6 separate regions of the Mus musculus genome follow, and all the other regions are linked to region 4. A link is a loop called in an ENCODE intact Hi-C map of the cell type or tissue named here. Cell type or tissue: heart. All regions are shown on one strand. Each heading gives the region's core, and the rest is flanking DNA. Links, peaks and the distances in the headings are about the cores only. Region 1 holds the start of Ubap2 (ubiquitin-associated protein 2). Region 2 overlaps Ubap2 (ubiquitin-associated protein 2). Region 3 overlaps Ube2r2 (ubiquitin-conjugating enzyme E2R 2). Region 4 holds the start of Gm25637 (a small nuclear RNA gene). Region 5 overlaps Ubap1 (ubiquitin-associated protein 1). Region 6 overlaps Nol6 (nucleolar protein family 6 (RNA-associated)).

Region 1 (4,966 bases), core at 332-4,331, 220 kb after region 4:
AATCAGGCAGGAACATAATGACAGCAATCAAGTGTAGAATGGGAAACTAAACCTTTGCCCAGTAAGACAAATCTCATAGCAACTGGAAAAGGGCCCTAGCCAAAAGGCCCTGAAGGCAGACAAGATATATTGGACCACCTCCAAAGAGTAGAATTTCTCTCCTAAACTAGGTAAAGAGCACACCAAAGAACCATCCCGATGTCTAAGCTACACTACAGGAGAACTTAGGCATGATAGCCACCTCCCCTCTGTTGGTTTATTTACTGTTTTAGTGTTGGTTATTTGAAAAACCAACTCTTAAAAAAAGAACAGGCACCAGATGGTGGTACCTCATGCCCTTAAGCCTGGCACTCGGGAGGCAGAGACAATCTCTTGAGTTCAAGGCCAGCCTGGTCTACAGAGCAAGTTCTAGGACGGTCAGGACCACACAGAGATCCTTTCTTGAAAAACTTAAGGGAGGTTAAAAAAAAAAAAAACTAAACAACAACAAAAATAAACAATTCAGAGGGCGTATTAGCATGCCCATTAATAGGAGAAAAAAAAAGAAAAAAAAAAGCTTAAAAACTTTACAATAGAAGATATAAATATAAACACTATTCACTGAAAGAGAGAGAGAGAGAGAGATCATTGTAACCAGGCACAGTAGTGTTTGACTGTAATCCATGCAAACTGAAATCCCAGCATAGAAAGACTGAAGCAAGAGGTGCATGGTGACTCATGCCTTTAATCCCAGTGCTTGGGAGGCTGATGCAGGTGGATCTCTATGGGTGCAAGGCCAGCCTGGTCTACAAAGCAAGTGGGGGACAGCCAAGGTTGTAACATGAAGAAACCCTGTAAAAACTATCGAGCGAGCGAGCGAGCTAGAGAGACTGAGACAAGAGGCTCTCAAGTTAAAAGCCAGCCTTGGCTAGGTAGTGCAACCCTCTCTCAAAAACGCCCTCCCAAAAAAAGGCATGCTCTTCAAATAAATGATCTCTGGGTACCTCATAGAATCACCTAAAAGCTCCAATTGTTACTGTACACAATTGCTGGAGAAAAGTAAAGAGTAGGCAGACTATGCACCTTGGAAATAAAGTAGAAAGGCGTATTAGTGGTAGTAAACTACGAGATTATGTTAAAGCAAAAAACTGCAGGAAGACTTCCAAGACCAACCCAAAGAGAAAACACGAATCCTAAGTGGTGACAGTTGACATGCCTGGGTAACTAAACCTGAAAATGCAGGGGGGAAGGTGGGAGAGCTGACTATGCCTGGGTAACTAAACCTGAAAATGCAGGGGGGAAGGTGGGAGAGCTGACTAGGAAAACTGAGCTGGAACGCACCAGGCTAAAGAATTTGTTTGAATTTCTAACAACGCTTTACAGTTCACAAGCACTCTTACCTCACCTTAAAGAATAAATAAACTATGACACCACCAGACTTCAATAGGGCATGAAGAGGAAACTCACAGAGTTTCAACTAACACCAAAGACCACAGTAATGAAAAGTAGTAAAATTGAACTATGCCTTCAGATTAAGTGGGGAGAGACTAGAGCGCAGAAGTTGGGCACTAAGACCAGTCCCAGGACAGGCGCCAGACTAGAAAGCTGAAAGGTGGTCCGGATGGGGCGACAGCGTGGCGGAGGAGCTCCTGCCAACGTGCAGGGACCGAGGTGGGAGAGAAAACCACACCCTCCAGGATAAAAACCCAAAGGGGGGGGAGGGGAAGGCGCCCCCTGGGGCTGGGTGGGGCCGGCCAACTAGGATGGGGGGTGGGGGGTGGAGCAGGAAGCACAGGGCAACCTGAGCGGGAGAGGAAAGAGAGTGCTCAGGCCTGGACACACTACGGAAACATGAAGCCAGCGAGGGAAGCTCGGCCCGATCCACCCGAGTAGACGCTGGGGCATCCCAAAGGGGGCTGGGAGTTCAGAAGACCTTAGCCCAGGTCCAGAAAGCATACACTGCAAGGTTCAGGGCCCTGGGAGGCAGGATGAAGGGGACCGGGTGACAATTACCGCTGCTGCTCTCGTTGGACTCGGGACCCGCCGCCGCCGCCGCTCGTTACCTGCCAATGTGCCTCTTACAAAGCGGCGGCGGCGGCAGAGGCGGCCCTGCCCGTCACGTGATCCCTACGTCACGGGAGAGGGTGGAGCCAGTACTTGAAGATTGAACGGGGTTACCCGGCTGGCTAACACAGCTCTGGGAGCTGAGCGAGAGGAACTATGTGGAGGCGGCGGAGATGGTGACATTGCTTGTGGTCAGAATTTCAGGGTCGTACTATCCGCCGCCTATAGAGAACCCACTATTAAAGCGTGCGGTCGCGCTATGATGACCTCAGAAACACTGCAAGATGCTCGATGCGTGCGGCTCTTTCGTCACGTGACATGGTGCAGCCACTCAAAGCAAGCCTGGCTTCTAGACGTTTTGAGGGCGAACTACAACTCCCAGAGTGCTGCGCGGCAAAGGCACTCTCTACGACCGCCTTTTCTCAGCGTGCTCCTAAGTACAACTCCTGATTCTGACTTATTCGAGCATCTTATGGCTAGCTTCCGAGTTAGTACCAATGGGTGCCACCTGCCAAGCGAACCAGCGTGGTTCCTGCTGGGAGGTGTAGTTCTGGCGGAGAGTGGGTCTAGCTCCCACGTTGCGAGGCTGGCGCTCCGCCCTGCCCTCTGCGCGGGAAAACGCCAACCGCCAGCTGCTGAGCCAGACACCCAGAACGTCCTCGGCTGAAGGCCACGAGACTTCAATGTAGTCAAATGTGGACTGCTTTCTGCATTCCCAACTCTCTTCTGCAGGAAACAACTACCATTCCTTGAACGCCAACGGGATGTTAGAGGTGTTCTAGCCCAAAAGGCTACTAGTATCGGACCGGTTTTGCAAATAGGAAAGGAAAAGTTATTTTCTGGCATAAGAAACCTAAATCAGGTTTTCCTTGTTGAGAAGTTACCTGATCCACCTCTTAGTAAAGATGTTAACCTCAGGAGATTAAGCAAAAGTAATGGAGTTTTGTTGTTTTTTGATTTTTTGAGACAGGGCTTCCCTGTTTTGGAACTTGCTTTGTAGACCATACTGGCCTCAAACTCACAGAGTGCTGGGAGTAAAGGCACGTGACACCACAGGCCGACTCAAATAAAGATTAATCACTAGCATATCTTTAAAAAATAAATAAATAGATAGATGTTGCGCTGGAGAGATGGCTCAGTGGTTAAGAGCACTGACTTCTCTTCCAGAGGTCCTGAGTTCAATTCCCCGCAACCACACGGTGGCTCACAACCATCTGTAATGGGATCCAATGACCTCTTCTGGGGTGTCTGAAGACAGCACAGTGTACTCACATACATTAAATAAATAATTTTTTTTTAGATGTTTAAAACACTTTAACTCCAGCCCAGACTAACCTAGCCTTATTGTGCAGTACATGGTGACCGCTAACTCTCAGCAGTCATCCTGCCTTGGTCTCCCAAATGGTGGTATTTCAAGGATTATAGACAAGAGTCACCCACCATGCCTGATTAATATGTATTTCAAATATATACATATATACCATTCATATATATATAGATGTTTTACCTGTATGTATATATGTAGCACATACATGCCTGGTCAGAACATGGGATTGGGTCCCCTGAAATTGGAGTTAGAGATAGTTATGATCCATATTCTAGGTGCTGGAAATCAAACCAACATCCTCTGGAAAGACAATTGCTCTAAACAGCTGAGCTATATCTTGTTAAAAATTATACATTTAAACATAATAAACCAGCACTCGGGAGGCAGAGGCAGGCAGATTTCTGAGTTTGAGGCCAGCCTGGTCTACAAAGTGAGTTCCAGGACAGCCAGGGCTATACAGAGAAACCCTGTCTTGAAAAACCAAAAAAACAAAAAAAAACCCAAAAAACAAAAACAAAAGAACACACATAATAAAATGTGATTATGTGGCTATTGTCTATGTGTAGCTTATTAGGTTAGATACATCCACAACGTTGGAATTAAGAGGTTAATTAGTGGTGGTGTAAGCCTTTGTTCCCAGGAAGCAGATGCAGGCTGCCTAGTTTACAGAGCAAGCTCCAGGACAGCCAGGGCTACACAGAGAAACCTGTCCCAGGAAAGAGAAAGAGATTATATAAAATGTCTGCTTGGTAAACAATAAGCCCTCAACAAACAAAATTATGTTCAAACCCTATTTGTACCCATAAGGTAAGGTGCAGCTGGTTTAAGCAAGATGGAAAGGGAATTTTCTTATACTGATGGGGGTTCAGTGCTAATTACTAATTTGCTAGTTACTAATAGACTTGATCTCTTTAACCTACTTGGCTAGACAATTGAAAATTTAAACAGTCCGGCCCAGTTCAAGGGAAACCTTTGTTTTTCTGCCTGAATTACAGAATGCTCAGGCTGTACCTGTAACAAAAAGAACGTATTATCCTGATTATCCATGTGTAGATCTATCTTATCTTTCTTGGCCAGTGACCTACTAACATTGTGTTGGGTCAGTTCAGTCTCTATGTTTTCTTGTTTTGTAGAAATGTATGAGAAAATCAAAGATTTTTAAAAAATGTTTTAATCCACTATTGAAAGTCAAAGACTTAGTCAGGCAGTGATGACACACACCTTTAATTCCAGCACTTGGGAGGCAGAAGCAGACAGATCTCTGAGTTCAAGACCAGCCTGGTCTACAGAACCAGTTCCAAAACAGACAGGATTACACAGATAGTCTCTGTCTCAGCAGAAGAAGAGAGGAAAAAAAGGAGAGAGAGAGAGAGAGAGAGAGAGAGAGAGGAGAGAGAGAAAAGAAGGGAGAAAGAGGGAGGGAGAAAGAAAGGAAGAAAGAAAGAGAGAAAGAAAAGAAAAGAAAGGGAAGGAAGAGAGAGAAAGAAAAGAAAGAGGGGGGAGAGGTGTATGCCTTAAATTCTTGCCTTTGTAGTAGGCAGGAGGCTAGCCTAGTGGTTATAGCTTTAATCCCTTGCAGGAAGAGGAAGGAAGATC
Region 2 (4,966 bases), core at 563-4,562, 180 kb after region 4:
CTCTAAAAACAAGAAAATAGAAAAAAGAAAATATTCAAAACCAAATCAGCTCAAGTCCCTTCAAAGGGGTGCTATAAAAAGTCCTCCCTCCTTATATTGGATAATGGCTAACTCTTTAAGCCACTGTGATGTAGGTATTTTTTATACACTTTTTGCGCCTATAATAAAGATCTCTGTTTGGGTTATTCTGTTTTGTTTTGTTTTCAGACACAGTATTTTCAATGTAGCCCTGGCAGTATTCAAACTGAATATGTAAACCAGGAGTGGCCTTAAACGTACAGAGATCTGCCCCCCAGCCCCCAAATGCTGGGTTTAAAGGCTTGTGACACCCCAACCAACCCCATACAAAACTGTTTTATTTAGTTACTCACATGTACTACAGCACACTTTCCTTCTACCCTTAAAAGTCCTAGGGACAGAACTTTAAAGCGTTGGTAACAAGGACCTTTATTAACCTTTAGGTCCAGTGATTTGAATGTTTTCATTTTTGTTTTTTAAACAGGGTATCACAATGTAGCACTGACAAGCCTCTAACTCACATAAATATGCCTGCCTCTACCTCCTAAGTACTAAGATTAAAGACATGAGTGAGCCTTATCATTCTTGAAGATGGGGTCTGTATCATGTATCCCTGGTTATCTGTGAACGCTGTAACTAAAGATGACCTTGAACTTCTGATACTGTAATAGATTCCCAGACCTTAACACAGGCCTTGGGTACCTCAGCACATAGGCAGCACCACCTGTCAAAAGAAGAACAAAGAAGACCTTCTCCATCTTGCTTTGGGGAAAGTCCCTAAATATAGTGACCTTGCTCTTTGGCTCCTATAGTTCCACTTCTGGCTAACTGAAGTGTGTCAACCCAGGAATGTAGGTTTTGTGATTAAAAGCCCGTTCTGAGAAATGCTCAGGGCTACAACTCAGTCTCAAACACCTGGAGTAGTTACTAATAAAAGTTTCTATTGGCTTGAGCTGTGTCCTAGTGGTCTTCTCTAGTGGATACCTCAAGTTTACAAGTATTACAAGTTTATACCACCATTCCCAGTTTTATGGTATGCTGGGGACGGAATTTTCTTTGCCTGTTCTAGGGAGGCACTCTATCAACTACATCGCCAGCCAAGCGTACATATCTTCAACAGACGTTACTTTAGGATCATCTACCTACTTTTGTATAAATGGTCTTCAAGTTTCTACAATATAGTCTTTGGCATCCTGAAAAGTTATGAAGACCTGGAAGCCTTCCCAGTCTAGAAAGAACACCATTGAAAATGTCCAATGAAAGGACCAGAGAGAAGGTTCAAAGTGGTTAAGAGCACTTGCTGCTCTTGCAGGACTTGGGAGACAGGTTCCATCCCCAGTACCCACTCGAAAGCTCAAAATGGCCTGGAATTCAAAAGTTCCTAGGAAACCTCTTCTGGCTTCACAGGCCCCTTCATGCCCATGGCACACAAACATACATTCAAGCCCACACATAAAACTGCATATTTTAAAAAAGTCCCAATGAGAACAAATACATCAAGTGTAAACGTGTCTCCTTCTTGTGTCAGAATTGAAGCTTCGACTGTCCTGAAACTTGCTTGTAGACTAAGCTAGCCTTGAACTCAAAAATGTGCTGGTCTCTTGCCTTAGTGTTGGGATTAAGGAAGGGTCTGTCATAACACCAAAAGAACTTTAAAACTCTTTATATTTTCTGTGTTTTCCCTACATGTACATATATGTACCATGTGCATGCTGCCTGCCCAGAGTCCAGAAGAGAGCATCAGATTCCCTGGAACTGGGGTTACAAATGGCTGTAAGACATGATGAAAGGCCTGGGTGCTGGAACCAAACCTAAGACTTCTCCAATAGCAGCAAGTGCTATTAGCTGATGAACCATCTCTCCAGCACCCCCAACTGTGGATTTGAGTAGAATTATATTCTTCATATATGGATATAGCTAAAGAAATGTTTTGTTCACACTTCTTTGTATTATCACTAGAGGGGGCTGGTGAGATGGTTCAGAAATAAAAGAACTAGCTGTCAGGATTCACAGGCTACATCCATGTTACAATGCACGCATAAGAACATAAGTAAACAGAAATGCTATGAGTTTAAGGCTAGGGTTCCAAATTCAAGTTGTCTTGCCATGCACAAAAGAAACAGTAAGAGAAAGAAAAACTAGACATAACAGTAGCTAACTCTAACACCTACCTAGAATGCTCAGCATTCACTACCATCACTCAGGACAACACTATCATTCACATAAACACTTCATGTTAAATAGCTAGATTTAGCCGCATCTGTAAGTGGCTTTCAACCTGGCAGCCGAGGACATTATGCACATATGCCTACTCCCTTGGGAACATGTGGTGTCCGCAGACATGTTAGTAACTTCATGAGGAAGGAGAGGGGTGTCAGGTTAGAGAGAAGGATGATGTAGCATCACTGTGCAGCACATGCACACCAATGAAGTTATCCAAGCAAACTGCACGGAGCAGAGGCTTCAGTGCTGACGCAGCATTTACTGCAACAGCAACAACAACACTATTTTCACTATGGTTAGAAAGCCCTTCAGAAGTACAACCACCTCTAGCTGGGATAAAGTACAGGCAGGTCAAAGGCAGATAAAACAGAACAACTAGGAAGCACCTACAGCAGTGGGATGGCTGTGACTTACCCCATGCTTTGAGCGGAGAACCTTCCTGTCCCTCTGCCCCTGCCACGTCCAAATCCTTTAACAAAACACAATTATAGAATATAATTGTATTTGTACATGTATATATAATGATTAAATAAAGCAGAGTTTCAGGCCAATCTGGGGCTACAGGGTGACTTCTCAACCTGTAGTCAATCACAGACTACAGTATGAGCCTTTTTTTTTTTCCTTAAAAAAGAAGAAAAAAAAAAGCAGCTAAGCAGCTAACTCATTCTTAGGGGCATCTGATGCCCTCTTCTGGCCCCCACAGGCATTGCATACACATGGCACACAGATGTACATGCAAGCAAACCGTTCACAGATAAAACAATTTAAAATATAAATAATGCCTTGGCAATGGTGGCGCACGCCTTTAATACCAGAGGCAGAGGCAGGCAGATCTCTGAACTGGATGCTAGCCTGGTCTACAGAGCAAGTTCCAAGACACTCAGGGCTATGGAGAAACTATGTGTAGAAAACAAAATACCCCAAACCCCCAAATAAATAATAAGCTCTCCTTGCTTTGTTGGTAGTGTAACCATGTATATCATACCTCTGTCTCAGCTTCCTAAATGCTGGGATTACATCTGTACACCACTATAACTGATTATAAAAGTGGCTTAAACAAATCATCTGAAAATAACCAAAAGGATTCTTCAAAGTGACAGACATAATCCAGGATCTGAGGGATGGCTCAGGGATGGAGCCATTCTTACCAAGGACAGGCAACCTTCAGCACCAAAAATAACAAAACCAAAGCAAAATGTAAAAACAAAAGAACCGGGCATAATCTAAGGGGTTCCTTCTCAGCCATCTTAGAGAACACTCCTTCATACTGCATTTCCAATCATCCTTAATAGCCAGGGTGGCAGCAGCTGGCCTGGTCCTCCTCCCCCCTCACCTCTGCCTCGGGCCCGCTTGCCCCGCTCCGCAGGCTTGTCTCCTTGGCTGCAGTCAATCCCATTCTCTTCACCTTTGACTAAAGAAGAAAAAGCAAACATGTCAACTTTTCATTTTCAAACCTCTTACCAAACTTATGAGATACAAAACCAAGATCAAAATGCACAGAAAGAATCAAAAACCCAACACTCTTCTTTGCAATCCCACAAGTTCAAGGCCAGCCTGGTCTAAATTCAAACAAGGGCTACATATTGAGGGAGCACCTGTCTCAAAAGCCAAAAAGGAAAAAAAAAAAAAGGTTAAAAAGAAGTTAAAATGTAAACAACATTTAGAAATCATGATGAATAAAAAGTAGCACAAATCTAGAAGCACATGACCAAAGGCTTATCCAACACTAGGATGACAAAACCAAGAGAATCGTGAATTCAAGCTCAAGGCCAGATGAACCACATAATCAGACCTAGTATTTAGAAAAAGAAAAAGAGCTCTTAAGGTCTCACCTTTCTTATTCTCAGCTCTCTTTCTCTCTCTCCCTTCCACCCTCTCTCCACATGGCCATGGCTGGCCTCTCTCTTTCTCTTACTTTCTCTCTGCATTTCTACAATAAAGCTCAAGGAAGGAAGGAAGGAAGGAGGGTGGTGTGGAACAAAATCCTGAATGGCACCAGATGCAATCCCAGATAGAAGACTAAAATGAAAATCACATGGTGCTGAGCATGGTGGCACAGTCCTTTAATCCCAACACTCAGAACAGAGGCGAGAGCTCTGAGGCCAGCCTGGTCTGCAGAGCAAGCTCCAGGGCAGTCAGTCAGACCATGACTAAAACAGTATACAGCATGGGCATTTTACTTTCTGTCTACATGTACCCTCCTGTAAAATAAATTTTCTATAAATAAGTACTAAAACCCAACACTTACTACAAAACAATGCTATCTATAAACATCACAGAACAAAAGGTAAAGTGTAAGAGACAGGCTTTGTAGCATCCTACCAGAAAAGGCAAGGACAGACTTCTGTTTCTCATATTCATACTGGATCCAATAGATCCATACAAAAACTAGTCAATAGATATTGATATCATTACTCCACTTTTTAGTTGCTGCTTAGCTCACATGAGCTTGGCTTCATTTGCAGTACAAATTTAAATTTATCCTATCCCTTCCCATCATCCTCACCTGCTTCTGAACTTTATTTCTCCCCAGAACAAGTTCTAACAAACATTACTAAACTATTGAGACCAGGTGTGGTGGCCCACCCCTTAATCCCAGCACTTGGGTGCCGAGGGCTGGCAAAGCTCAGGAAGTTTAAGGGCAGCCAAGGCCACATAGTGAGATCCTGTCTCAAAAACAATAAAAACCAAGTATTTTATAAGTGCTAGAAGTGTGGTCAAATAA
Region 3 (4,966 bases), core at 451-4,450, 120 kb after region 4:
GCTCAGTGGGTAAAAGCACCCGACTGCTCTTCCGAAGGTCATGAGTTCAAATCCCAGCAACCACATGGTGGCTCACAACCATCCATAACGAGATCTGACTCCTTCTTCTGGAGTGTCTGAAAACAGCTACAGTGTACTTACATATAATAAATGAATAAATCTTTAAAAAAAAAAAGATTTTCAGATGTCACTGTTTAAAAAAAAAAAATTCTCTAGAGGGGTGGGGAGGGGAGGGAAATTAGAAAAACTGGATAGACTTAAAGTTACCTTTCGCATCTGTTATCCAGTCTCTGCATGTTTGGAAGGCTCGGTCGGAGCTTGACTGGAGTTCTGACTGGGTCTGTGTGAAAGGTTGGATGAGGTGAGATGGCCTAGAATCAGCAGCAAGTCCCAGAGCTGTTTTGTGTAGCAACCAGGAGCAGGGGCAGGCAGGTCAGCTCAGTACCTTAGGACAAACCTCAGCAAAGCTGGGCATTCTGTAATATTGGAACCTCACAACCAAAACTTTAGGACCATTAAGGTTTTCTCATGCAATGTGCAGGGTGCACACATCAGTTAAGGATGAAGTTTTGTTCTTTGATTGAGCAGGTGGTAGACAGCTGTCTTTTTTATGAGTTAATTTTATCAATAACCAATTATAAGTGTTCATTCATGCCCTGTGAAGGGTAGCACGATGACCCTTTACCTGTCCTGTTTGTTTCTCTTGAATTTTTCTAGTTCTTGAGGGGGTCTCCCCGTCATATCTGATCCATATCACTCTGGAGTCCGAAGCCTCTTCTCCTTTCCTGTCAACACAAAAGCAGAGACTTTCTTCCAGACTAACAAGTCCTTGGTCCAGTAACTGGAAATCTTTAACTGTTTAGCTTGACCTCTCTCCCAGAGGGATTTTAGTATAACTACTAAACTCAAAACCATACTCATTTTGATAAATAAAACAGTTCAAAGTAGATAAAAGCAATCTAAACAAATATTAAACGAGTCAGTGTTTTTGCTGTCTCGTGTCTTCATGAGATCAAGGCCTAAATTATTTAATATTCCTGTCCACTTACTGTATGGGCCTATTTCCAGGCTCTCTCTATATAATTCTCAAGGCCTAAATTTCTACTGTCTTAAGATAGGCTAAGCAACCTATTCTCTGCCTTTGATATAATTTTTTTTTTTTTCCGAGACAGGGTTTCTCTGTGTAGCCCTGGCTGTCCTGGAACTCACTCTGTAGACCAAGCTGGCCTCAAACTCAGAAATTCTCCTGCCTCTGCCTCCCAAGTGCTGGGATTAAAGGCGTGCGCCACCACGCCCAGATGATCTAATTTTTTAAGATCAATATGCCTCAATGAAAAACAATTGAGGCATACATTTCTCTGTAATTAACTTTAAATTTCCTTCTGCTTACTGTATGCACCTATTTCCAGGCTCTATTTATATCATACCTGGCAAAAGCAATCAATAGAAATCTTGTGTCAGCCACATTCAAAGATCCCTAGAAGTTGTCTTGGCAAGACTTTTACACATCTTTAAAGCATTTATTCACTCATTCTCTCTACCTCCGCTGTTCTGTGGAGCTTAATATTTGCTGCATCTACTATCTGGCTTTCTGCCTCAAATCTTAAGCTCTTTGTATCAGTTCTGAACCGCAGGAAGAAATTCCCACGTGGCTTGGGCAAAATCTGTATTCCCTTCTATCTTTTAAGACAAGTAAATCAAATGTTAAAAGTCTATCCTTTGATTACCTGCTTGTAAGAAGCAGGCTGCTCTTTTTGTTTGTCTCTCACTGCCTTCTTCCTGGTCACAGCCTGACTGCACAGCAGGAGTTCCCAGCCTCTCCCCTTCAGCTCTCTCTGGCTGTGGCTGTATTCCTTTGTTCCAGTTTTCCTAGCTGGAGCCATAACTGGGCTCTGCTCTGTTGAGAAACCAGTTCTTCCCTCTTCCTAGACTTACATCATTTGAGTGTGGGTATACCATCCTAGACTAATAGTGGATTCTTGCCTTCCTCATTGTGTGCCATCTGTTCCATGTATCTTTTACTACTCGGCTTTAAGCTCTGAGTGGACTGACTACTCTACCAGCCCCACCAAGGTTCCCTTGGATCTGTGGATAAAACACACACACACACACACACACACACACACACACACACACACTCACAAACTTATTTTCAGCCTGCATTATTGGCTCAATTGCTAGGTGCTTCTGATCTCCCACAGCTAGCTTGCCCTTCCCAATTTTCTTAGCTCAGCATCCTAAATCTGTTCTCAACTTTTCACTCCACCCTAGATCTCACATGGCTGTGGCCTTTTCTCCCTCTGAAACATTGCAAAAGCTCTCTTCCTCCTCCTGAGTGTCTTAGCTTGCCTGTGGTTCCTGGAAGTCCCGTCTCTTTCTTTCTGCCCAGCAACTGGCTCCTGGCATCTTTACTGATCTATGGAGAACCAATTGGGGAACAGGACCTTAGCATCAGAACCACCCCCTACATTTTTGTTTGTTTTACAGTGCTAGAAACTGCACCCAGGATTTTGCAGCAAGTGCTTAGTCTATCATTGTTTCACAGCCAGAGCCCCCTTTGCGGGCCCCCAGATAAGATCCTCCCTGCAATAAGGATAGCTTTGAACTCAGAGTTCCCGACTCAGCTTCTGACAGCTCTGATTACAAGAATGCACCTATGTGAGTCTATTGCACGCATATTAAGCTGGCATAATTTTGTTTTATTTTATTTTATATATAACAGTATACAAGTATTAAGTCCAGAACATCATATTCTAGAATGATGGTTATATGATGGGTGGTATCTATGTTCCACCAGACTGGGATAAGTGGAGTTAAACAATTTATACAAAATGTGAGATATTTTTGTCTTGGAATTTCAGGAAATCCTTCCCATCTAAATCTGATCTGATCTTGGAGAGAGTTTGCTGCCACCTGGTGGCCATGGTCTACCTTATTATAAAAATGGTAATGGGGCAGATGTAGCTGGCTAAGACTTCTAGGCTTTGGCAGCATTTTTATGTGAGGTTTGTTGATGCCAGGTTCTTTGTCAAAATCCTGGAGGGTTGGTCCAGGAGAATACTGAGGACGCAAAAGGCCTTCTCTACCTCTTGCTTTCGAAGACAGATTTTGTTTCCAGGCCTTGACTTTGTGAGGACTGGAGTGAAGATGGGTAGATGTGTTAACTCTTCACTCAGTGATTTTTACTTTGTATTCAAGAGTTGGCAGGCTGGGGGCCTGGAGAGAGATAGCATAGTGGTTAAGAGTCCTTGGCTCTTGCCAAGGACCTGGGTTCAATTCCCCAGCACAACATGGAAGCTTATAACTGGTTATATGTAGCTCTAGTTCCAGAGGATCTGATGTCCTCTTTTGGCTTCACACTGGGCATCAGGCTTGCATTTGGTGTACATACATACCCATTCGAGACAAAAATGTTTATACACATTAAATAAGATAAAAAAGTTTTTAAATTTTACGTGGTGTCTGAGAATACAGTTTAGTGGTAGAGTACTTGCCCGACATGTATGTGGCTGTAGGGTCAGTCTCCAAAATCATGTCCAAAGTATTTCCTATGTTTCTTCAAATTAGCAAATGAAGGAGGGCCGGGCGTGGTGGCGCGAGCCTTTAATCCCAGCACTCAGGAGGCAGAGCCAGGTGGATTTCTGAGTTCGAGGCCAGCCTGGTCTACAAAGTGAGTTCCAGGACAGCCAGGGCTATACAGAGAAACCCTGTCTTGAAAAAAACCAAAACAAAATTAAAAAAAAAAAAATGAAGGAGGGAGGGCGAGAGAAGAAGGAGAGGTGGGGGGGAGACACACACACACATACACACACACACACACACACACACACACTCTCACTGGGACTCTACCCCAGGGTTTCACATGTACCAAATGTTAAAACTTCAGACAGATTACAAGCCTGAAGACACATGCCTGTGCAGCTAAATATTTCAGTTTTAAAAATGCTGTCTTCCAAGTTGGTGATAGTTGCAAACACTTGTGATCTGTCTATGGCTTGAGAATTCTGATGTGGGAGTGAGAGGATCAAGAGTTCAAGACCAGCCATGACTCCATAGCAAATCAGGGAATTAAAGACTAAGACAATCAGTAAATAAAATAATGGCTCAGGGGTTAAGAGCACTGGCTGCTCTTCCAGGGGTCCTGAGTTCAATTTCCAGCAACCACATGGTGGCTCACAACCATCTGTAGTGGAATCTGATACCCTCTTCTGGTGTGTCTGAAGGCAGTACTCAAATACATACAATAAATAAATCTAAAAAAAAAAAAAAGAGCATTGACTTGTCTTTCAGAGGACCTGAGTATGATTCCTAGCGTCTGCATGGCATCTTACAACCATCTGTGACTCCATTCCCAGGAGATCTGATTGCGTCTTCTGGGTCTTCTGGGTTCTGTGTGCATGTGGTACATAGACATATGCTTAGTTCTTTGGAAAAAATTACAGTGTTGTGCACAATGCAAGTGAGTGTGTGTGTGTGTGAGAGAGAGAGAGAGAGAGAGAGAGAGAGCTCAAATGTGCTAATGAGTTATGCTTCCAGCCTCAAAAAAAATTTTATTGTTTAAGATTACTTATTTTACCTGTGTGCCTAAGTGTATGTATATGCATCACGTGTGTGCAGGTGCTCATGGAGGCCAGAACAGGGCTTTAGGTGTTGTTTTGTTTTGTTTTGGTTGGTTTTTTGAGACAGGGTTTCTCTGCGTAGCCCTGGCTGTCCTGAAACTCACTCTGTAGACCAGGCTGGCCTCCAACTCAGAAATCCTCCTACCTCTGCCTCCCAAGTGCTGGGATTAAAGGCATGTCTTGTCTTGAAACTTGAATTACAGGTGAATCTGAGCCACCCTGGTGTGGGTGTTAGGGACCAAATTCTCTTGCAGAGCAGTAAATGCTCTTAGCTGCCACGTTTGTTTTCTTTGTTTTGAGACAAGGTTTCTGTAACTTATCCAGACTGGCCTTGATTTTTTTTTTTT
Region 4 (4,966 bases), core at 332-4,331:
GGAGGAGAGTTAGGCCCTCTCCTCAGGGGTCCCCATCTGGGAGAAGAGGAAAAAAGCCAGACCTGGTTTCCTGCGGCCCCCATTCCAGGTCCTGTCTTCTGGACACTGCCTATCTTAGGAAAAGTATGCCCAAGGCTCTATGAGAAAAACCAGGCTAGCCCAGCACGGGGCTGTTGGCTCAAGGCAGCCGTGGGATCTCAACTATGGGGGTGAGGTCAGAGGGAGCTGAAGACCACCTGCAGCCAAATGGTTTGTCTGGGTTCAGGGGCCCGGTGGGGCCAGGAAGAACAGGCAGGCATGCACGTGTCAGCAGGGGCTGCAGTGCCAAAGCATGAGGGTGGGTGCCTGTCATCGAGAGGTGGGTGATAGGCAGGAAGCCCAGGGAGACGCACACAGTACCTCGATGGGAGAAGTTATAAGATGTGGTTGTCCAAAAGCCTTGTATGGGAGTGAGACTGTCTTCTAGAGATCACTGAACAGGGTGTCTGTAGCCTGCACCCATGAGGCAGAGACAAGAGGAATACAAGTTTGAGCATAGCCTGAACTGCCTAGAAAACTCAGGCCATCACTACACAGAAATCCCACCATTGGAAAGCAGGGGAAATGAGGTCAGACTGGTCTACAGAGTGAGTCCCAGGCCAGACAATGCTCTACAGTCAGAGTCTGACTCAGAGACGAGAGTCACATGCCTACAACCGGGAGTTCAAGGTCATTCTCCACTACATAGTAAGTTTAGACTAGACAGCCTGGGCTATGGCTATATGAAACCCCAGCTTTATTTTATTTCAAGGTAGGGTTTTTGTTGGTTTGTTTCTTTGTTTAGTCCTAGCTGTCCCTGGAACTCACTTTGTAAAGAACCCTGGCCTCAAAGTCAGAGGCCAGCCTCTGGAGCTGCCTCTCTGCCTCTGGAGCACTGAGCTTGAAAGGCGTGGCCACCACCCTGCAGAGGCCTGTTCTCACACACACACACACACACACACACACACACACACCCCACACACACACACCTCCATTCAAGTGAAACCACTATTGCTGTCACTAAACAATTTCAGGGAGTCGCCAGTATGGGCAGACTTAAGAAAAGTAGCTTAGGGGCTGGAGAGGTGGCTCAGAGGTTAAGAGCACTGACTGCTCTTCCAGAGGTCCTGAGTTCAAGTCCCAACAACCACATGGTAGCTCACAACCATCTGTAATGAGATCTGATGCCCTCTTCTGGTGTGTCTGAAAACAGCTACAGTGTACTTGTAATAAATAAATAAATAAATAAATAAATAAATAAATATTTAAAAAAGAAAAGTAGCTTAGTTTATAAAAAGTTTGCCCAGTATGAGAGCACCGTATTAAAAGAATGGACGCCGGGCATGGTGGTGCACGCCTTTAATTCCAGCACTTAGGAGGCAGAGGCAAGAGAATTTCTAAGTTCCAGCCTGGTCTACAGAGTGAGTTCCAGGACAGCCAGGGCTACACAGAGAAACCCTGTCTCAAAAAAAGAAGAGAAGAAGAAGAAGAAGAAGAAGAAGAAGAAGAAGAAGAAGAAGAAGAAGAAGAAGAAGAAACCAACAAAAAACTAAAAGAATGGGCAGAGCGGTTCACTGGCTGGGCTATGGTGGTTGCACACCTTTAAGCCCAGCACTTGGGAGGCAGAAGCAGGTGGATCTCTGAGTTTGAGGCCAATCTGGTCCACAAAGTGAGTTTCAGGACAGTCAGAGCTCCACAAAGAAATTCTAATCTTGAAAAAATAAATAAATTTTAAAAAGAAAGAGGTGCTCACTCCCCTTGGCAGCACATATTCCGAAATTGGAACAAACACAGAGAAGTCTAGTGTGGTCCCTGCACAAGGATGACATAAATTTAAGTGTTCCATATTTTGTTGTAAATTTTGTTTTAATTGAGCTTTGGTACAGTTCCTTTTAATGTTCTGGAGACTGGACATGTGTTGGGAAGTAAAACTAACCCAGAACTATGGGGAGGGGGAGGGGAGGGGAGGGGAAGGGGAGGGGAGGGGGAGGGGAGGGGGAGGGGAGAGGGAGGGGAGAGGGAGAGAGAGAGGAGAGAGGAGAGAGGAGAGAGGAGAGAGAAGGAAAAAGGAAAAAGGAAAAGCCAGGATTACACAGAGAAACCCTGTCTCGAAAAAACAAAAAAGAAAAAAAAGAAGAGGAGAGAAGAGATGAGACAAGAGAGAAGAGAAGAGAGAAGAGAAGAGAAGAGAAGAAAGAAAAGAGAAAAGAAAAGAAAAGAAAAGAAAAGAGAAAAGAAAAGAAAGAAAAGAAAAGAAAAGAAAAGAAAAGAAAAGAAAAGAAAAGAAAGAAAAGAAAAAAGAAAGAAAAGAAAAAAGAAAGAAAAGAAAAGAAAAAACAATGGCGCCAGAGCACAGAATAAAGAGGAAACTTTGTCCTCTAGAGGGCGCCAGAGACCGGGCCATGTCTGGAACTTTCCTAGTCGTCCACATCCTTCTGCCAAAACAACCCTTCCAGAGCTCGTGATTGTAGCCAGAGCAGCTAAAGGTTCTGGCTCGCTCCGTAGCAGACACTAAGCGGGTTCAGACTGCTGCATTTCTTCCAGGAAAGGAGAGTTGCACCCTGAAAAAGAGGGACACACCTGTCTTTGTCGCCAGTCAGAGATGAGTTCAAGAGTGAGCTATGGGCCGAGGGATGGTGGTGCTCGCCTTTAACCCCAGCACTCAGGAGACAGGGGCGGGCAGACCTCCTAGTTTGAGGCCAGCCTGGTCTACAGAACAAGCTCTAGGACAGCCAGGGGGCCACAGAGAAACATTTTCTTGGGTGGGGGAGAGCTATGGAACTGGGTGTGGAGGTGCACACAAGATCCCTGCATTTGGAAGGCTTGGGGGCAGATGTATTGAGTTTGAGGATGGCCTGAGCAACACAGAAGAACTCTGAGTCAAATCAATAAAGCTAGGATCTTATCTGAAGCCAGAAGTTGGCTGTTAGACTAGAAAGAGAATAGGAATATATCAGTCTAGAGAGGCAAGAGTCTTCCAGAAAAGGTGACGTGGAAACCAGATCCTCCAAGATTCAGCCAGGGAGGAAGTGAATGACTCTTAAAGCTGACTCAACCCAGGATTGTGAAAACCTAACCTGAAAACGGAGACCAGCTTACGGAGGGTGCAGGATGGGCTGGGGTTACCATGAAACGCTTTACCTGTTTTGTTTTTTGTTGTTTGTTTTTTTTTAATCTGGCTGTCTTCTTTTTTTCTAAAGATTTATTTATTTATTTATTTTATGTATATGAGTACATCATTGCTGTCTTCAGACACACCAGAAAAGGGCATCAGATCCCATTACAGATGGTTGTGAGCCACCATGTGGTTGCTGGGAACTGAACTCATGACCTCTGAAAGAGCAATTGGTGCTCTTAACCGCTGAGCCATCTCTCCAGCCCTTTACCTGGTTTTCAATGCTATCCTAAGAGCCAAGCAGACTCTAAAGGGACCTAAGCAAGGAACACGGTAGAGCTTCTTTACTTCCTATATCCCCGAGGCCCTGAACTTCCGGCAAACTCCAGAGGAGGGCCCAGTCAAAGAATGAGCAGGTAACCAGGGGCTAGGACCTTAGGGAGGACTAAGAAGGAATAGGTGGAGGGAGATGGGAACCTAGGCCCTGGGCTGCCCAGAGGCTATGGATCCAGTCGCTAGCTACACTGAGTGGTGTTGTAGAGGGGCCGATGAGACATGTGTTTGCGAAGGGTTACCTGGGAGAGCTGACAAGATGGAAGCGGGTGTCTGCTGGAGGCAGGGAGTTCCAAGGTGGAGAGTGGGGTAGGGGGACAGCAGCACGGGGCCCAGGAGGGAGGGAGGGATTAGAACAATGAATCGCACTAGTCTGGACAGGACCAATGCAGATAGCTGGGCACAGAGAAGACACACTGGAGCCCTTTCTCCTAGGGATAGGTTCCGTGTAGGGCTGCCACATCCTGTAGAGTGTTCTTTCATCTGCAGATCCAAGATAGCTCCTGGGCAGGTAAGTGCCTGCAACCAGCTGGGAGCACAAAGTGGAACAGCCAAAAAAAACTCCCACTACACAGGTTGTCTCCTGACCTACACACACACACACACACACACACACACTAAAAATGTGGTTTCTTTTTTAAAAAGTACAAATATCCAGGTATCGATGGTGGCGCACACCTTTAATCCCAGCACTCCGGAGGCAGAGGCAGGCGGATTTCTGAGTTCGAGGCCAAACTGGTCTACAAAGTAAGTTCCAGGTCAGCCAGGGCTACACAGAGAAACCCTGTCTCGAAAAACCAAAAAAAAAAAAAAAAAGATAAATAAAGATAAAGACAAAAAGCACAGAAACCTTTGCAAAATGGCAGTATCATGGCAAATGAGATTTATCAGAGGCACTATTTTTGTTAACCACCCCCCTCCCCAAAAAGTACAAACAAAAATAACCAACGCTCTATTACTGAGCTACATGCCCTGAAATTCCAAAATTCTTATATTTTTCTTTTTGGGTTTTTTTTTGGGGGGGGGGGAGGGTTTTTGTTTGCTTATTTTTGTTTTTGTTTTTGTTTTTGTTTTTGAGACACTTTCTCTGGGTGGCCCAGGCTGTCCTGGAACTTGCCCTGTAGACCAGCTCTCCAACTCAAGAGAGCTCTGCCTGCCTTTGCCTCCTGGTGACTAGGATTAAAGGTAGTGTGTACCACCACCACCTGGCAAAGTTCTTGGTTTTTAGTTGCATTTTATTTATTTACTATGTATGTAGTGATTTGGCTTTATTTTATTTTTGTTTATTTAGTTGTTTGGTTTTGGAGTGTGTGTGTGTGTGTGTGTGTGTGTGTATGAGAGAGAGAGAGAGAGAGAGAGAGAGAGAGAGAAAGAGAGAGAGCCAGCACCTCTCTCTCTCGCTCTCTGCCCTGCAATGAAGTGCTTCCTCTGTGTCTTCCTTGCACACTGATTTAGATTTGAATCCCAGCCTCCAGCCTCTGCTTCTGCGCCTATGAATCA
Region 5 (4,952 bases), core at 1-4,000, 340 kb after region 4:
AAGCCAGATTAGTCTACTTAATAGAATGAGAATTCTAGGCCTACATAGTGAGACAAAAACTACCTAACTGACTTTATTATAATACCTTATTGGCTATTACATTATCTCTAATATTTATTACAAATGATGTGAAAATGACTATATATAGAGATAAGCTTAAATGTTTTTGTAGGTTTATGTATATGAATGTTTTGCCTACATACATACTTTATATATAGCACATGCATGCTTAGTACCTGGGGAGTTCAGCAGTGTCAGATTCCCTGGATCTGGAGTTATGGATAGTTTTAAGCTAGCATGTGGATGCTGGCAACCAAACCCAGGTTTTCTCTGCAACAAATAAATGCTCTTAACTGCTGAGCTCTCTCTCTAGCCTAAAGGTTTGCATTTTAATATTCACAAAGATACAACTAGATCAAAGAATTTTATCAGGCCTTCCTTCAGCCACACTTACTTGAAGGACAAAATACTCCCAAAGCACAGCTGTTAGGGGACTGCACTTTCTAAAAGTGTGTGTAATTTAGAAACATATACCCACATTCTAGCAGGTGTTCATGGGGCTTTTTAAAGGGAGAAGTACACATGGTGGAAGAATAGTCCTGGCATTTTGGCTGGGCTCATGTGAGAGCTGCCTTTACTTTTTTAGGAAGCTGTGTCTTGAGTCCACACAGAGTCTGCTCCTGAGAAGGGCCATATAATCTTGAGTCTGCAAAGTGGCTAGACTGCTTTAGCTTCTGATCTTCCATGGCTGCTGTAGCCTACTGAAGCCCCTAGGAATGGACTGCTTAGAGTATGTTACAGGTGACACAGTTCAGTGGAAGCTGTCAGCCTACATGCCTGTGATCCTCCTGGCTCTCTTCAGTTTGAGAACATGCGGTTATAGCAGAACTTGCTTTAGGACAGAGGACTGACTACTTACTGCCTTGCTTAAAAAGGAAACAAGGAAAATTATAAAATGTTTTCTTTGGTTCTTGGAAGCCTGCAATTTTGTTCCTGTGGCCTGGGAGTGAGCTGAGCTGCCTTTGTGCCTTAGGCTTCATTATCAGAGGTGAACCAATCAGGTGATACTAGGGAGGTCCGGTGGCAGGGAGCAGCATGCTTGTAGCCATGCAGTAGACTGCCTAGGAGTCTAGCCTAGTATGGCTAATACTCCTTCCTTCCATCTTCACTGCAAAGGACAGCAGCTTTAGCAGGGAATGAAGCCAAGTTATGTGGTATGAGGCAAAGGTAAGTGCCCTCAAAATCCTGAGGCCCTGAGCTAGCCATGACCAGTGAGAGGCAAGAGTGAGACTAGGATAGTCAGTTACAGAGTAGCAATGTCTGCAGTGACTGAGTCTTAACCAAAATAGAGTTAGGGGCTAATGAAAGGACACAGAGAAATCTGCACAGCCCTCAAACATTCATTCTGTAGGTAGGTTCAGACTCAGAACTGATTTTCAAGTTACAGGGATCAGGGCATGGAATAGCATGTGCTGTCTGAACATGCAGGAACTGCGGGTGAGGGCTCCAAGGGTTGCTGGTGTTTCCTAGCTTTTCTTTTTGGCTGGTACTCAGTACCTCTCTTCTTTCCAACCCACAATGCCTGGACAGCAACCTGGGCCTCAACTCATCTTACCGTGATCTTGTTTTTCTATTGTCAGGTAACCCCTCTAAATTTCTCAGTGTCACAAGTGCCCAACATGCCTAGCTGTCCCCAGGCCTATTTGGAACTGCAGGCACTGTCTCCGAGTGAGCGGCAATGTGTAGAGACAGTAGTCAACATGGGCTACTCATATGATTGTGTCCTGAGAGCCATGAGAAAGAAAGGAGAGAATATTGAGCAGGTGAGGTGCTGGTCTGTAAGGTGTGGGTGGGGGAGCATGGTGACCTCAAGTTAGAGTTGTGATCTTGAGGTCCTCAAGTGCCTGCAACTCCAGCCTCCTCCCGTGTGGGTATGTGGAGCCTTGGGCTATCATCAGGGACCAGAAGTTGAACAGTAGTCCTTGAGAGTCTGAGAAAGCCTGGGGGGTGGGAGGGCTGGATCTGTTGTCATTATCCACCCCTTTGTACCTCTAGAGAGTACAAAACTGAGCATATGGTTAGATCTACACTTCTTTTTGAGATAGGGTCTTGTGTAGGCCAGGCTGCTCCGAACTGAGGTAGCTGAGGCTGGCATTGGACTCAGTCCTGACCGCTAGCATTACAGATATATCCCACTACTCGGCTTACCTCTAGAAACTTTTGTCATGGCTGTGCAGGACGCTGTGAATAGCATACTATAGTCCTCTGCCTTGGGGACATTTTCTGACATGCACTGTATTTTTCTAGAAGACTATTATCCTACTCTGGCTGAGCTGATCTTCTGGGTTGAGTCAGCTGTGACAGTACCTCCTTTGGGATGTGGCTGCTCATTTCTAGAAGGGCGTGCCGGTTTGTTTACCAAGTCATTATTGAGGTTATGCTGTGCTAGGCAGTCTGGGCCTGATAACTGGGGAGGGACAGGGAGGCAGCTTCACACAGATGGTCTAAAGCTCTCGACTCAGGAGTAACAGGAGGAGCTCAAGCCTTGTTTCTTTCCTTAGATTCTCGACTATCTCTTTGCACACGGACAGCTTTGTGAGAAGGGTTTTGACCCTCTTTTAGTGGAAGAGGCTCTGGAAATGCACCAGTGTTCAGAAGAAAAGGTAAGAACCTTTATGCATTCACAGGAGCAGAGTTGACTGCTGTACTCCCTGGCCCCTGCACTGCCTTTTCTTACTAGTCACTGTAGGCAGAAGCAGTCAAAGACAGACTCCAGTGTCCAGACAAGGAGTCTTGCATTTAGTATAGATAAAACATGGAGTTGAATCCCAGTGATAGGAAGGGGAAGTAGAGTTGCGCTAAAAGCCAGGCTTTTGGAAGACAGTGACTGTTGATAGTCTTTTTGCCTTCCCTTCTATCTAGAAAGCATACTTTAGGGGTTAAATACTTTGTCTTGGTGGGAATATTCATGTGGGCAGGAGCTCGTCCAGAGGTCAGCAAGTGAATTGTTACTTTCGAGGGAACCTTAAAGACCCATGGGACTGCTTGAAGGAGGCAGAATCTTCACCTGCAGTATACACCTACATTCAGCTGCTCTGCGTGGCTCAACTCTTTCTGAAAAAAATTTGTTCTCCTTTATCCCATAGATGATGGAGTTTCTTCAGTTAATGAGCAAATTTAAGGAAATGGGCTTTGAACTGAAAGACATTAAGGAAGTTTTGCTATTACACAACAATGACCAGGACAATGCTCTGGAAGACCTCATGGCCCGGGCTGGAGCCAGCTGAGACCTGGCCCTGCTACGGCCCTGCCACAGCACCACCATTCCCCAAGGAGGCTCTGCACAGCTCACTTGTGGGGAAGACGGGACATGCTTCCAGATTTTCTTTGGGGGTTAGAAGGTCGGATGTGGAGTTGACACTTGTTAGTCTCTGTGAGCCCAGGCCTGAGCTGGGGGAAAGTAGGAAGATTTGGGCATATATGCTCTCTATTGGTTCCTTCCATATTAAACATACCTGTGTTTTGAGAAGTGTCCTTCCCACTTTGGGCTTTCAGAAGGAATACTTGGTTCTTTCTGGGGTCTCTAATGTTCTCAGCCAAAACCTGGCCTGGCTACCAAGAAGAGTGGGAAGACAGGAGGAGCAGACTGCTGCTGTTTTGGGGCTAGATCCTTTCCTCTCCTCTCTGCTGCACCACTGTCAGACTGGGCTCTAACCCAAGTGGAATGCAACTGAGAGGGTCTTCCTGGGCCCGCCTTCCCCGACAGCCCTAGTGTTACACTGGTTCTGGAGTGTCTCTGCGGTACAAAGATGCACTTTTCTTCATGGGGCAAAGTCTGCCTCTTCTGCCAGGCAGTTCCCATTTGCCCCTGTCCAGACTGTTTCTTTTGGCTTAGACCATAATCCTCTGCTGCCCGGGGCATTGGAGCCCCTGTGCTAGGAAGCTGTCAGTTTTGAGTATCATTGGCCCTTTCCAGCACATGGGTGAGAAAACAGGCCACGACTTGTCACTCAGCACTAACCCCCAGTTCTTGAACAGCCTCCTCCAGCCCTGCTTTAGGATGACACAATGAATAACACCTAGGCATAGAAACCAGTCTCTTTGGTTTGTTTGTATTATGTTCTACAATATTAAAGATCTAAATACAAAGGATATAATACAGTCTTGAATCTAAAGTAATTTGCTAACTATTTTGATTCTTCAGAGAACTACTAATAAAAATCTAAAAGGTATGCCATGCTGCCTTAACCTCTTTATTTTGAAAAATGGTTTGACTCAGGACAGTGGGTAGATTACGGGTAGCACAGTCATTTCTGGCCTGGAACAGAGCCTAGTTGTCCCTTTCATATCAGTATCCTTTTCCCACTGAGGGCCTATGGGACTCAGAGGCTGGCCATCCTGTCTCATCTTTTTTTTTTTGTTTTTTTGGTTTTTTTTTGTTTTATAAATACAGACTCTCTAAACCTGGTCTAGTGCAGCCTGTGGAACAAGGGTATATGCTTTCTTGCTAAAGTGGAGAAGGGGTATACAGGTTTTGAGGTATCCTTTAAAATATGACAAGTCAAGTCCCTTTGCTTGTGACTACTACCAGTCACAGGCAAGGTTAAAGTGCTTCCCCGGCTCTCAGTGGTGCTCCTATAGCTGACAGTTCATCCTTAAAATTTCTAGTACTTATCTTTAGTAGAATCCCACATCCTTTTGGTGTTCTTGGTTGGGAATGGCCTCTGATTTTTAGTGGTTATGTGAGAGGCCTTAAGCTAGGAACAGGCTGCCATCTGGTGGTCAGTTCAAGCACTGCCCGTGGCTGCCAGACAAGCCTTTCAGCTCTTTTATAGAGCCAGACCTCACTATAGTCCAGGTTTAGACCATAATCCTCTGCTGCCCGGCTAATTCCTTTGAATTTAGTCCTCAGCATCCCAGATGCTGGGGTTACACATGAACAGTGTCACACC
Region 6 (4,966 bases), core at 323-4,322, 69 kb after region 4:
ACATCTGGGATCTAGGAGGCTTCCTGGACGAACTCACAGGGTGTTCACCTGCTTACTGTGCCATCTACACAGGGAAGTTCTTCCAGTGGTCTGACCTGAGTCCTACCACTTACCAGTCAGCTCACCGTTGAGGTTGACAATGAGAGGGTTGTTCTTCCAATCAAAGGTAGATACCAAGTAAAGGAACCGAAGAAAGCCAACCTGTGGGACGCTGAGCAGATAGAAAGAGAAAGAATCTGAGGCCTGATGTCCCCAACCCCTCAGTGAGAAGCATCTGAAAACACCCTCTATCGTGTACTCGCCACCCTCCCCCAGTTAGAATAAAGACTGCATCACTTAGAGCAACTTCCCGAGCGAGGAAAGCATCCAGGTCATTACCTGGGAGGGGTGAAGGGCTCAGGGTGCAGGAAGAGTGAAGCGGCCAGCAGATCCAGGCTCTCGTCAGTGAAGCCCTCACCCAGAAGCTGGGCACGCACCCACCGCTTGGCCAGGCGAGCCACCCCCGAGTAGGCTGGGTACTGCTGCTGGAGTCTGGGGGAGGAAGCCTTGGCAGTGAGACCTGGGAACTCAGAGAGACCCACATAGGGATGGACCTACCGCCAGTCGCTCGGCCTCTGCCCAGCACTGCCCACATGGGGTACACATCTCCCATGCTCTCCTAGCAAACGCCCGGAAGTTATTACTAATGTTACTACCAGTTCACAAGGGAGGTATTATGCTGCCTGGCCTCCAGAGAATCTGGTAGCCAGGTAAGCAGAATGGGGGCAGGAGGCCTACATCCAAGAAGAGCTCACGAATGTAACCTTACCCATGCAGGGCACTGGTGAGCAGAGGCAACAGCTTGGTGTCTCTCTCAAGGCGGAGGGAGGCAGGTGTGTCTCTCAGGGAGACCATGCCCTCGGGGCTCCGCACCTCTTTCAGGATCTGTGGCTCCCGCTGATAGGCCACTCGAATCCTAAACACGAACCCATCCTGTGGAGAGATGTGGCAAAGGAAATGAATGTCAAGAGCACTTGGGGGTGCGCTGCCACCTGGATCCCTGGCCCCGCAGACCACGACCGACAGTTATCTTCCTGTAGCCCCTGATGTCCCTGGAGCCTGTTCTGTGGTGATCTCTCACCCTGTAGCAGCCTAACCTTGAGGACATCCGTGTGTGTGGCAGTGGCGCAGCACTGTAGTCTATGCTCCTGGGTCAGCACCTCCGCCAGGCGCAGCTGGAAGGCGGCTCGGACCCGCTGCACCGCTTCTGCATCCTGAGGCCACTGCCCGCTGCCCTCCAGGTGACAAACCACTGAAGAACAGAAGGGGTGAGAGATCTGATTCCGCAGCCTGCTGCCTTCCCCACTCTCTCCCAAGGACCCTCTTACCAGTCATAGGCTCCACATAGGCTGGGCAGGGCTTATCCGGCCGGGGCAACAGTGAGGCCAGCTCTTGGAGGCGGTTATAGAAGGAGTAGGCAGGACGGACTGGAGCTGGAGGGAAAACCTGTGGAAGACAGGACAGTGACTTTGAGAGGGAGGGACAGCCCAGAGATGGGAGGATGGGGCAGGTGTGAGTGGGGGCACTAACCATAAAGGACTCCCTGCCCCCCTGCACCTTACCTCTGTGTAGCGCAGCACTGGGTGAGCCCCCTGAACGGCAGACACAGTAAGTGGGAGACCCTCCAGCCCCCAGAGCAGGCGGCTGAGGTCATCATAGCAACGCACAGCCAACGCCAAGGCCTCCTCACCCGTGCTGGAGATCTGATGAAGAGAAGACACTCAGGAGGAAGTCTGGGTCTTAAGAAACCCCAGCACCACCTTGGATGCTGCCATGATTCAGGCTATGGCAGGACCGGGGCGCCCCCTGCTGGACACTAGGAGATGCAACCTGGCTAGGGTAGAAAGGGTTCTCCATCCAGTCTTGCCATAGCACTAACTACCCCGCAATCACTGGCTTAGACCCCAGGCTCTTACCTCTTTGGGGTTTTGGATCAATGCATCAAGGAAGCCACCCACATACTGGATACAGGTGTCTGGGATGTCAGCATGGCTGAAGAACACAGATACAATGAGGGTGTCAGGGGCTATGCCTACCGAAAATGGCTGCCCTGACCACAGCAGCCTCCTGGTGTGAAGACGCTGATACTCACAGTGCTAAGAGGTGGGTGACCACCTGATGAGGAATAAGACGCTTCTCAAACAAAGATTCTGCCTCCCAGACCACAGCTTCCCGGATGGCTCCGTCCTGGAAACGCCTGAGCTCTGAGCGGGTCCCCCAGAACTGACGGAAATCAGCAGCCTGGAGAGAAGCAAAGGATGGGAAGAGAGGCCAAGAAAGAATGAGCTGGGGCGTAGCTCAGTGATAGAGGGATGGACTAATAACGTGCCCAAAGCCCTGAGCTCAATCCCAAGCACTGCAGACAGGCCTCAACTTAGGTATCGTGAGGAAGCTCCACCCACTCCTCCCCACGGGCAGGCTGGGGTTTCACACCTCAGGCTTGTCAGCCTCTGGGCCAAGATCAATAACACTGGTCAGTCCCTCGGGCCGGAAGAGAAATCCCAGGGTCAGGGTCCCAGCGTCCTTGTGCTTCGGGGGATCTTGGTTGATACTCCACTGTAGGATGTAAACAGGTTGATGTCAACCCAAAGGCCCCAAGCCTGCTGGAGGCTAACCAGCTGGGCAGCACGCTGTGGGTCCCTTTGGACCCTATATCCAGCCAACTTCCCAGTCTACAGGGTCTCACCTCTGGGACTGGGGGCCGAGAGTGAGCCAGCAGATGCAGCCGGCACCCCAGACCCTGCACCAAAATGTTGGTTAGTGGGCCCAGAGCGGCTGAAACGTAGTCCCCTCCGTTATCCTGCAGCTCTGGCCAAAGCTTTAGCTGGTGACAGGATGCCTGCAGGCGACTCAGTGGATGGAGACTGGAGGGTACAGGGCAAAGGGGACCAATGAGAACCCACTAGGTCCGTGACTCCTCCTCCCTTGTGACCCTACACCACCCCAAACTCACTGGACAACGTGGTCAAAAGCCTGGATCATGGGTTTGGGAGTCATCAACAGCAGCTGAAATCCATCGTCAGCTTTGCTGTCCAGCAACGCCATAGACAGTTCTGCCTCGTACTGCACCTGGGCACAGGATGAGGAGGAAACACAGCTGTAACCCTCGCTGGCTGAAAGGCTCGCAGCCCGGGTCTACTTCTGCCGTTCTGGCACAGGCACGGCAGCCTGAGCGGAGACGTATGGAGGATCCGGGAGTAGGAGGACCTGTTGGTACCTGGTTGTAAGTGGAAGCTGTAACATCGGCACAGAGGTTGAGGCGGCCTGATGGGTCCACAAACACAACCGCGAAAAGCTGGTGGAATTCAGCCAGGGTGGGCTGGAGGGGCAGAGAGAAGCCAATCAGGGTTGAGGTCTACCTGCAGGCCCATTAGCACATACCTGCCCACGTTACTTAACTCACCAAGGAGGGATCTGAGCTGAGAGAGAAACTGATTCCATTGATTGTCAGATCGGTAGTGGCTGGAGTGAACCAGAGAAAGGTAGGTATTGTATTAGAAGGTCCTTTTGGGACCTGGCCACAGCGATACCCTCCCTGCCTCCCTCAGCCTGGGTGGCTACAACTGCCTGCCTCAGACTCAGTTTTCTCCTCTGTCTGGTGACAAGAAACTAACGGAGCTCTGGTGGAATAAGAGAACCCCCGGGGACAAGCGGAACCCCTGGCCTGTCCACTCTAGTTACCTTACCCAGAAACTGCAGGACACTTCTCAGGACCTGGTAGCCGCTCATGGTGGTATGGATCTTTCGTTTAGATACCAGGAAGGCAACCAGCATGGAGATGATGAATCCGTTAAATCCACCCAGGCCCTGAAAGAGAAGCATGACTGGACTGAGCTCAGGAGCAACCCTTCCCACAAAGAGGCGAGGAAACCAGGCCACCCACAACTCACCTTGTCCAGTTCCCGCTGCCTCAGCCAAACCTTCAGAAGTGCCACGCCATCCTTCAGGCCCTGGGCAGAGCCCAGCACACTTGCCAGCAAGTGCATGTGGGTCTCCAGAGCTACATCCTGCAGGATCCAGGTGTTATAGTGGGGGGTAGGCGGCTCTACGCAAACAAATGGAGACTATTAGAAGAGAAGGCTCCACCAAACCCCTGCCCACCAACACATTTCAGCACCAGTGCCTGCTCACCGTAATCCGGACAGCTCTGCCCTCGGTACCAGGCAGAGCGCACATTGTTCTTAGTTGGCAGCAAGCGGCAGGGACGGAAGAAGTCCAAGGGAGGGCAGGGAAGCAGGCGCACAGTAACTAGGCGCTCATCCTTCCCTGGGTAGAGACATGGAGTAGTGAGATTCTACAACTCCTAAAATCTGAGTGGGTCCCCTTAGCACCCCCTCATACTTGGGCACCCATGACTTCTGACCTCCTGGCCTCGAGGCTTCCAGACTTGAAGACCTCATGGCCCCCTCCAGATTTACCATCCCATACTGTGCACTAAGCCCAGAGAGTGACTCCCACCATGTGGCCGCAGCAGCAGCGAGGGCTTCAGGTGGCATCCACTCATGTAAGAGAAGCGTACGCTGCTGAAGAGGGGATCCTGGGCCAGGTGGTAAGCTAAGTGGGCCAGGTAAAGGGCTCGCTTGCGGAAGTAACGCTGGTTCAGCCCGTCTTTGTCCTGTAAGATTTCCTGGAGGAATCAGGGAAGAGAGAAGGTCAGACACATAAGTGTTCATGGAACTGGGGACTAGGTCAAAGCTAGGCTTAAGTCCCAGGAAGAACACACCCAATATTCAGACAAAGGGCACAAAGTCCCAAAGGGACCCTTTGCTGATCCTCTAATAGCCCCCAAACCATGGGCCTTACCCTGGGCATGGTCACTGCCACGTCCACATTGATATCTGGTCGCATACAAGTATCCAGAAGGTAGCTACCCACAACAGTGATCTGGGATGGAGGCCGGAAGCGGAAGGAGCCCTTCACGGCATAG

Evidence for each region. A loop is a pair of places that touch in the nucleus more often than their neighbours do. Peaks named below come from ENCODE experiments on the same cell type or tissue, not always from the same donor. Only the 100,000 strongest peaks of a DNase experiment are listed, where the experiment ranks them.
Region 1: it touches region 4 in a loop (3-fold over the local background); 13 of 42 quality-filtered maps call a loop at or near these places.
Region 2: a loop joins it to region 4, with 6 times the contacts of the local background. A loop is called at or near these places in 12 of 42 quality-filtered maps.
Region 3: a loop joins it to region 4, with 7 times the contacts of the local background. A loop is called at or near these places in 10 of 42 quality-filtered maps.
Region 5: it touches region 4 in a loop (4-fold over the local background); 9 of 42 quality-filtered maps call a loop at or near these places.
Region 6: it touches region 4 in a loop (9-fold over the local background); 37 of 42 quality-filtered maps call a loop at or near these places.

What each region holds. Positions count from the first base shown.
Region 1 is chr4:41,273,048-41,278,013 of GRCm38, forward strand. Ubap2 (ubiquitin-associated protein 2) reads right to left here and starts at 2,088. Exons shown (of 29, transcript NM_026872.1): 1 at 1,993-2,088. In heart, for the core only: no CTCF peak of the experiment used is centred there; a DNase peak (open chromatin) is centred at 2,354; H3K4me3 peaks cover 2,446 bases; H3K27ac peaks cover 2,012 bases.
Region 2 is chr4:41,223,625-41,228,590 of GRCm38, forward strand. It overlaps Ubap2 (ubiquitin-associated protein 2), which reads right to left. Exons shown (of 29, transcript NM_026872.1): 6 at 3,575-3,652; 7 at 2,656-2,710. Among named protein-coding and RNA genes, the nearest start is that of Gm24837, 15 kb to the left of the region's middle. In heart, for the core only: CTCF peaks have their summits at 1,982 and 2,937 (motif pointing left); no DNase peak of the experiment used is centred there.
Region 3 is chr4:41,163,339-41,168,304 of GRCm38, forward strand. All of the region lies in intron 1 of Ube2r2 (ubiquitin-conjugating enzyme E2R 2), which reads left to right. Among named protein-coding and RNA genes, the nearest start is that of Ube2r2, 30 kb to the left of the region's middle. In heart, for the core only: CTCF peaks have their summits at 2,912 (motif pointing left) and 3,123; a DNase peak (open chromatin) is centred at 2,943; H3K27ac peaks cover 287 bases.
Region 4 is chr4:41,048,457-41,053,422 of GRCm38, forward strand. Gm25637 (a small nuclear RNA gene) reads left to right here and starts at 1,764; the gene lies at 1,764-1,870. In heart, for the core only: a CTCF peak has its summit at 2,401 (motif pointing right); a DNase peak (open chromatin) is centred at 2,505; H3K4me3 peaks cover 440 bases; H3K27ac peaks cover 1,066 bases.
Region 5 is chr4:41,385,535-41,390,486 of GRCm38, forward strand. It overlaps Ubap1 (ubiquitin-associated protein 1), which reads left to right. Exons shown (of 7, transcript NM_023305.3): 5 at 1,641-1,823; 6 at 2,562-2,663; 7 at 3,147-4,232. The coding sequence ends at 3,287. It also overlaps a transcript of Kif24 not described here. Among named protein-coding and RNA genes, the nearest start is that of Ubap1, 39 kb to the left of the region's middle. In heart, for the core only: no CTCF peak of the experiment used is centred there; DNase peaks (open chromatin) are centred at 2,397 and 3,307; H3K27ac peaks cover 519 bases.
Region 6 is chr4:41,117,282-41,122,247 of GRCm38, forward strand. It overlaps Nol6 (nucleolar protein family 6 (RNA-associated)), which reads right to left. Exons shown (of 26, transcript NM_139236.3): 4 at 4,843-4,966; 5 at 4,498-4,666; 6 at 4,171-4,305; 7 at 3,930-4,084; 8 at 3,726-3,846; 9 at 3,443-3,501; 10 at 3,257-3,358; 11 at 2,993-3,108; 12 at 2,726-2,903; 13 at 2,473-2,595; 14 at 2,132-2,280; 15 at 1,956-2,031; 16 at 1,602-1,742; 17 at 1,368-1,485; 4 more. Among named protein-coding and RNA genes, the nearest start is that of Nol6, 4.6 kb to the right of the region's middle. In heart, for the core only: a CTCF peak has its summit at 1,850 (motif pointing left); a DNase peak (open chromatin) is centred at 1,760.